2 separate regions of the Homo sapiens genome follow, and region 2 is linked to region 1. The links are chromatin contacts, found by Hi-C in ENCODE. All regions are on one chromosome and are shown on one strand. The core of a region is the stretch at or near the end of the contact, and the rest is flanking DNA. Distances in the headings are between cores, read along the strand shown. Region 1 has its middle 42 kb from the start of MIR4444-1. Region 2 holds the start of RBM45 (RNA binding motif protein 45).

The links. Hi-C counts contacts between places; a loop is a spot of excess contacts on that map. Pooled maps may share reads with other maps.
Region 2: a loop to region 1 is called in a pooled map, with 4 times the contacts of the local background. The contact joins the promoter of RBM45 here to the enhancer-like site in region 1. A Hi-C loop is called at or near these places in 2 of 37 single-sample maps with no recorded cell type and 7 of 50 pooled maps.

Annotation. Positions count from the first base shown.
Region 1 is chr2:177,168,485-177,172,023 of GRCh38, forward strand. No RefSeq gene overlaps it. Among named protein-coding and RNA genes, the nearest start is that of MIR4444-1, 42 kb to the right of the region's middle. RefSeq lists enhancers at 1-131, 1,016-2,215, 1,794-1,963. Within about 2 kb of position 1,872, at least 11 of the 41 ENCODE cell types and tissues checked have a DNase peak (open chromatin) inside an H3K27ac peak, as active enhancers do.
Region 2 is chr2:178,110,461-178,114,139 of GRCh38, forward strand. It overlaps RBM45 (RNA binding motif protein 45), which reads left to right and starts at 1,977. Exons shown (of 10, transcript NM_152945.4): 1 at 1,977-2,386. The coding sequence starts at 2,087. RefSeq lists an enhancer at 2,013-2,182.

The sequences.
Region 1 (3,539 bases), core at 622-3,121:
TTTGTCAGCAATGGTGGAAGCATTGGTTGACATGGACACTGTCAGCCTGGCTTTCTGAGTACCCACAATGAGCAGAGTCCCCCTGCTGACCAGCAATGGACATGTGGTGTGATCAAGAATAAACTTGCGCTGGGCATGGTGGCTCACGCCTGTAATCCCAGCACTTTGGGAGTCCAAGGCAGGCAGATCACAAGGTCAGGAGTTCGAGACCGGCCTAACCAACATGATGAAACCCCATCTCTACTAAATATACAAAAATTAGCCAGGTGTGGTGGCGCGTGCCTGTAATCCCAGCTACTCAGGAGGCTGAGGCAGGAGAATCACTTGGAGGAGGTTGCAGTGAGCTGAGATCACACTACTGCACTCCAGCCTGGGCAGCAGAGTGAGACTCCATCTCAAAAAAAAAAATAGAATAAACTTGTTGTTTTGAGTCACGGGTTAAATTTCTTTCTCACACAAAAGTCTGAGTGGTGGGGCTAGGACTGATACAGTGATTCATGGTTTGAGGGACCCAAGGTCCTCTGTCTTGCTGTTCAGCTGTGCTTGGCATGCTCATGCTTCATGGTTACAGCACTCAAGCTTTAAGCAGCAGGAAGCAGGAAGGCATGGAGAGGCAAAGGGTGTGCTGCACGTCAAGGAAGGCTCCCAGAAGCTCTCTTCCACTTGGAAACCTTTGGCCAGAACTTGGTCCCATGGCTGCACCTATAGTTGCAAGGGAAAGGGAATCAACGAAGACTGGGTGAGGCCAGCCAAAAATTGTGGGTTATTTGACCACATAAAGGGACCCGGAGGACTGCATTCTGCCTTAACTCTCAAGAACTCCTTGTATAAATGTGGAGATGATAGGATTGCACTGTCCCTCCCCATTTTTCATAAAAATAAAGAAGTAGTGAGAATATTGATCAATGTGGATGATGAGAGATTGAGGCCACCCTAACTAATTTAGTTGTTGGAAGGGGGATTTTTTTCTTCCCCAACACCTCCGTTGGTAAGAGATTATAAGACAACCATCTTCATTATGACCTTCAACAAGATTTGAAATGGACTCTTTGTAGTCATTTCATGTACTTGCTCATCTGGCTACTTTTAAAGAAACAAATTCAAATTTCTATTATCTGCTATGATATATCATTAACAGCCCCCAAAATACAAGATACAGAGATAATAGAACGGCTGACATAATCACATTTAAGTGAGTTTGGCTGTACATTCATTGTTTCTTGCAAAGACCAGAGCTACAGAAAAATAGATCAATGTGATTAAGTCTAACATTGGGGAATTGTTTCTCCATTGTGTCTGAGCTGAGGCTGGCAGCAGGAATTAGTGCTGCTACCTTTAAAGGGTAGACCACGATTGATCTGGTTCCCAAGGCAGTCATTGAACAGACGTGGTGAAACTGGTCACAGCAGAGCTACATTACACGCAGGAAGTGCCCTACTGTTAAAAGAGTGTGCCCAGTTCAAAGCAAAGTGAAAAGCTTTTTGTTTGTTTTAGTTTCACATCTAAGTTCATTTTTGGTCACCATTCCTTAAATAGAATTTTTTTTCATCATCAAGCATGGGTCTTAAGCATTTTTGGTGAGCACTACACATAGACCAGGAAGGAAATAGAATCCGACACGCCAAGGACTTATGGCCCAAGATGTGGAGAGGAGAAAGGCTGACCGCTGAGTATATGGCAACTTTTGTACCAAAATTTACCATTAAAAATGCAAATCAAAAGAGAACCTGAGGCAGGCAGTGGCACAGTGGCACTGTGCTCTCCCTCTCTTTTCCTGGACCTCTGCAATACTTCTTTGCCTGCTTCCTCCCTTTATTTGTATAGTGGAAAATCTGTTGTCCATTGCTGGAGTTCAAGCATGCCTGGGCATGTTTGTCAAACTGGCAGGGCAGGCCTTGCAGAGGCCTCGAGGGGCCCTTGACAATGGACTCAGACTGGGTGTGCTACTTAAACATATCCAGACAAGTCAGGCAAATGAGTAGGGAGTGGAGGAACAGGGTATGTGTGAGATGTGGAAAAGTGTCCCAACAAAAAAAAAAATCACTCTTGGGGAAGAGGGAGAACCTCAGCTGCATGACATGAGGACTGATTTATTTTCACCTTTCAAAATCATTCTTTTTTTTTTTTTTTCAGTCCTAGGAAATTGGGTCAGAATCTGCGTATCTAATGGGATCGTTACTGTTACACTTGTAAGATTTGGAATCCGTTCAAAAAACAAGCCAGAAACAAGCCTTTGTATACGTTAGGAAAAGATGCCCTGCATTAGAGCCCGGCCAAGGGAGAGATGGGGGCAGGTAACTGCAGTCCAAAACTGAGCAGCCACTCCTAGAAGCTCTGCTTGAAATTCATGCTGTTAAGACAAGCGACCAAAAGTATTTAACTCCTGCATTGACCTAGGCACCTCTCCTCCCAGCAGTTACCTGGGAAAGATACTCAGAATCAATGAGAAATGGGAAATCAAAGAACCTGCTATGGACTGAATTGTATCCCCTCCAAAATGCATATCTTGAAGCCCGAACCCCAGTGTGATGGTATTTGGAGAGGTGACCTTTGGGAGGTATTAAATAAAATTTACATGAGGCCATTGGTTTGGACTTGTTGCCAGTAAACTGAGTTTTTTCCCCACTTTGTATTGATGGCAAAGGAAGAATGTCCAGTTGGAAAAGGCAATCAGGTTTTATTCACTGGCCAAGAAGGAAGAAGGGGAGGCTCTCGCTCTAAACGCCCCTTCTCCCTGAACAGTAGAAGTTATGGGTACTTTAGGGACTGGGTATAGGGAGGGAGAGGGATGTTAGCATGTGCAGGGTGGGACTCCAGACACACAGGCTTAATTCAAAAACATACATCTTCATACAATGCATGTACAGAAAATGGAAGAGATTTTTCTTTTAGGGGAGGGATTTTAGCATTATAATGATATGTTAATGATCTGAAGGCAACTAGGGATCACTGTTGCAGTTTGCGCTGGTTAGCAGGTCTTATCTCCTTCTGGTATCTTGCCAGGGGTCAAAAAGCTCTGGCGCCATTCTGGCCTGTCTGGTTTCTTTAAGCAGCTGTGCCTATAAATAAAGCGACTAAAGGAAAGCATTTAAAAGAGGAACTTTCCCAGTTATTTCATCAGGGCTGCCCCAGTAACAGACAGCTTCTATGCCAGGCCCCAAAAGGCTAGACCAAAATGGAGTCACTCATGCCACATAATCAAACTAAAACTTTAAGGAAGCAGGGAAAACCCCAAACAGAGTGTTATCCCGAAAACAGAAGGTTCACAGCTACCAATCAGAAAGGCCCCAGTCAACCTGAGCTGGCAAGAAAAGGAAGTTCCCTCTACTTTAACCCTTACAAGGAAAGGTAACCTGATGAAGTAACCTGATGTTAACCATTCCTCTTTCTTAAAAATTCTTGTTTGGCTGGGCGCAGCGACTGATGCCTGTAATCCCAGCACTTTGGGAGGCCAAGGTTGGAGGATCACTTGACTGCAGGAATTTGAGACCAGCCTGAGCAACAGCACGAAACTCTGTCTTTATTATTTTTTGAAAAGT
Region 2 (3,679 bases), core at 727-3,226, 940 kb after region 1:
ATTAACTCTGTGGGGGAAGAAGAGTAATTATTTTGTTCAATACTACATCCCTTCAGTATAACACAGTGCCTAACACATAGTAGATAGTCAAAAATACTTATTAAGTGAATGGGTGAATTAATTAAACTTGATAGTCATGCTCCTGCGTAGCTATTAGGCGGCTATCAAGCTTAACTAATCCAACCACAAAATAATATGTATTACCTATTTAGTAGGTAATATTATTCCTACTTTACAGTTAATGAAACCGAAGCTGCAAGTATTAAGTAACTTGTCCAGGCTCACACAATTCAGTAGCAAAACCATGTAACATAATCTGATATTACTTTGCATTATATATTTACATGTAAGATTTCCACAGTGGGGGAAAACAAGCCCTCGGGACATGTCTTTCCTGTTCCTCATTATATATCTAGCTCCTGGCATAGAGCCTGGCACACAGTTGGAGTACAATAAGTATTTATCTGGTTGACTTCATAGCAACCTAGGTCTTAGCATCCAGAACTTGTTCATTTGAAGAACTCCGCCCTCGGTCTACTTAGGGGTTTATTCCTTTCACTTCATTCCAATGCCACTGCTAAATCCAGGCCTTGTTTCTGGATTTCTACTGGGTTTCTGACCTCTCCTCTAAGGCTTGTTAACAAGAAGGCATTTCCCACTTTGCTTGCACTCTATGATTTCTCTTAGTTCCACAGCTGAGCAGTCCACCCTCACTGCCCTCCAACCCCAGGGTTGCTTGTAGAAGTTGAGTAAATCAACAGATGGAGTTAGTTCTGGGTTTTTTGTTGTTGTTGTTGTTGTTTGAGGTGGAGTCTCGCTCTATCCCCCAGGCTGGAGTGCAGTGGTGCAAACTCTGCTCACTGCAAGCTGTGCCTCCTGGGTTCACACCATTCTCCTGCCTCAGCCTCCTGAGTAGCTGGGACTACAGGTGCCCGCCACCACGCCAAACTAATTTTTTTGTATTTTTTTGGTAGAGACGGGGTTTCACCGTGTTAGCCAGGATGGTCTCGATCTCCTGACCTCGTGATCCGCCCGCCTCGGCCTCCCAAAGTGCTGGGATCACAGACGTGAGCCACTGCGCCTGGCCAAGTTAGTTCTGGTTTTAGTCGTACTTTTTATCTCTATTACTTTGGCTATGCTATAGGCCTCAGTTTCCTCATCTCTAACAAATGACGCTGAAATTGAATGATCTCAAAGCTTCCTTCCAACTCTAATGCTATATAGTTTGAACTCTGTCCTATATTGATCATCTATTGAGCTTATGACCAAGATGGTGACAACTCTCCACTTTGACCAAAACTTAGTTAGGCTCCTTTGAGTCCTCTGCTTGACTAGGCTTGATCTTGGGCTTTCTGTCCTTGTAGAATCCAATTTGAGCAAGAATCCTGCTGAATCAGTGTAGTGAAAATCCTCATTCTTGGTGTCTGACTACCATGGATATCAATCACCCTGGCCTGCCTTCAGCAACTATCCTGTCAAGTTGGTTTAGCCAGAATCCTCCTTAACACTGATGTTCCCTCTTTGTAATTTTCCATCCACTGACCTCCCACCAAGCTTCTTGGTTAGAAATTTGTCCTTATTAGAGTCAAAATTCAGTCCAATCTCTCTCTCCCACTGCAAGACCCCATTGCAGCTGTCCCTGGACCTATCTCCATGGCTCCCTTTGTCAAAGTCGGCCTTCCTGTACCATCTCTAACGAGTGTCATGAATAATTTTTTCTTTAACACTGGAAAGAATCCTTGGCCTTAGGGGTGGGGTAAAGCCAGCGTTGGGAAAGCCTGTGCATTAGGCAGCGCTGTTCTGCCTGCAGGGAACGATTGCACAACTGATAACTTGGGCCTAGGCTCAGCTGGATTTGAGGATTTGAGACTTAGACTGGGTCAGGGTCCCCCGCGTCGCCAGGGGGCGCTGCAGGCCGCTCCCCGGAAGGCCTCATCCTGCGCGGCTGGACAGCGCCTGGCGCCGGACTCCTCTTTCTCCCGGAAGCGGAGCACCGAGCCGGCAAAGGCTTGGGTGTGAGACAGCAGCGGTGGCAGACACCGCAGAAGCAAAGAGCAGTGAGGCTCCTGCATTCGGGTGGAGCACCATGGACGAAGCTGGCAGCTCTGCGAGCGGCGGGGGCTTCCGCCCGGGCGTGGACAGCCTGGACGAACCGCCCAACAGCCGCATCTTCCTTGTGATCAGCAAGTACACACCTGAGTCGGTGCTGAGGGAGCGCTTCTCGCCTTTTGGCGACATCCAGGACATCTGGGTGGTGCGGGACAAGCACACCAAGGAGTCCAAGGGCATTGCTTTCGTCAAGTTCGCCCGCAGCTCACAGGCCTGCAGGGCCATGGAGGAGATGCATGGCCAGTGCCTCGGCCCCAACGACACCAAGCCCATCAAGGTGCGGGTGCCCGGGTCGGGGTGCCCTCGGGGGAAGGAGTGGGCCTCTTGGACCTCCCTTCACCTGCTGCTCTGCCGGGGTGAGGGAGGAGTGGAACATCCGTTCCCGGCAGCTGACCAGACAGCACCTGGCTTGGGGACAGGGGCTGCTTTGAGGAGAGGCTCCCCTCCCACGAAGCTGCGCCGGGTTGCAGGGAAGGGGACGGGATGCGGAGTGTTTGCCCCACGAGAGCGGACCCGGCAGCCGCGGCCACCGGGTGACAGAACAGCAGTGGCTGGGCTTCCCCTCTCCCTCGCCCTCACTAATCCACCAGCTCTTGAGTTCACTGCCAAACTCGTCCTAGCCTACTTTGAGTACTTTTCTGACCTTCCTCTCTCAGATGCCCAGATTTCCATATATAAAAAACGGAAAAACTCTACTTTTCCTCAGGTACAGATGAGGCGTTAACAACTTGACAGAAGTACTTTAAACTGGGGAGGGACCTCTGGTGTTGGACGTTTTCCTAGTACCAGGCGAAAGAATACATGTACAGAAAGAATAAGTGCAGGTGTTTAAAACGGTCACTGTTACATATTCTTCACATTTTGTTATTTTGGAAAATTGTTTTGAATGAGCTCTGTTTCTGAAAGTGTTAATAGCATACATTTGGTTCTTGACCCTTTCTGTTACTGCAACTTTTCTTTGAAAGCAGACCAAAGTAAACTGCCTTAAGAAGAGCCAAATCATTGTGATAATGACACATGGCAGGAAGGATCATTTTGAGGGTTATTTGACATAATATGTGCTGTCAGCACAGTGCCTCACACAGGGTAAGCCCTCAATAATGTCCTTGTTATTGATCAGTAGTAGCCAAGATGTCACAGCTTACTCCCTGTGATCTCAAATCAGGACTCAATCCTGAGAATCTGGCAATTGCTTAAATTGTAGCCTTCGTCTGCCCCATGTAAATAGTTGCTGTGTATGTTATTCTGTTGGTACTTTGCACAAAAATATTTTCTCAATTTTTTAAAAAATTGTTTTCCAAACTGAGAATGGTATTAATATGGATTTATGTAAATAAAGGGCTCAGAGATATTTCAGTCTCTGGAGGTCTTGCTCCATCCACCAAAGAGAAGGAGCCTGGGACTCTACCAACAACACAGTAAACAGTCCCTTCCTCCCACTTCTCCAACCCTCTGAAGTGTGTCAGAGTGACAGCAACAAAATTAATTGTAGGGCCACAGCATACAGGATCAGGAATTGGCAAACTTTTTCTGTAAAGGGCTGACTAGTAAATATTTTAGGCTTTGCAGG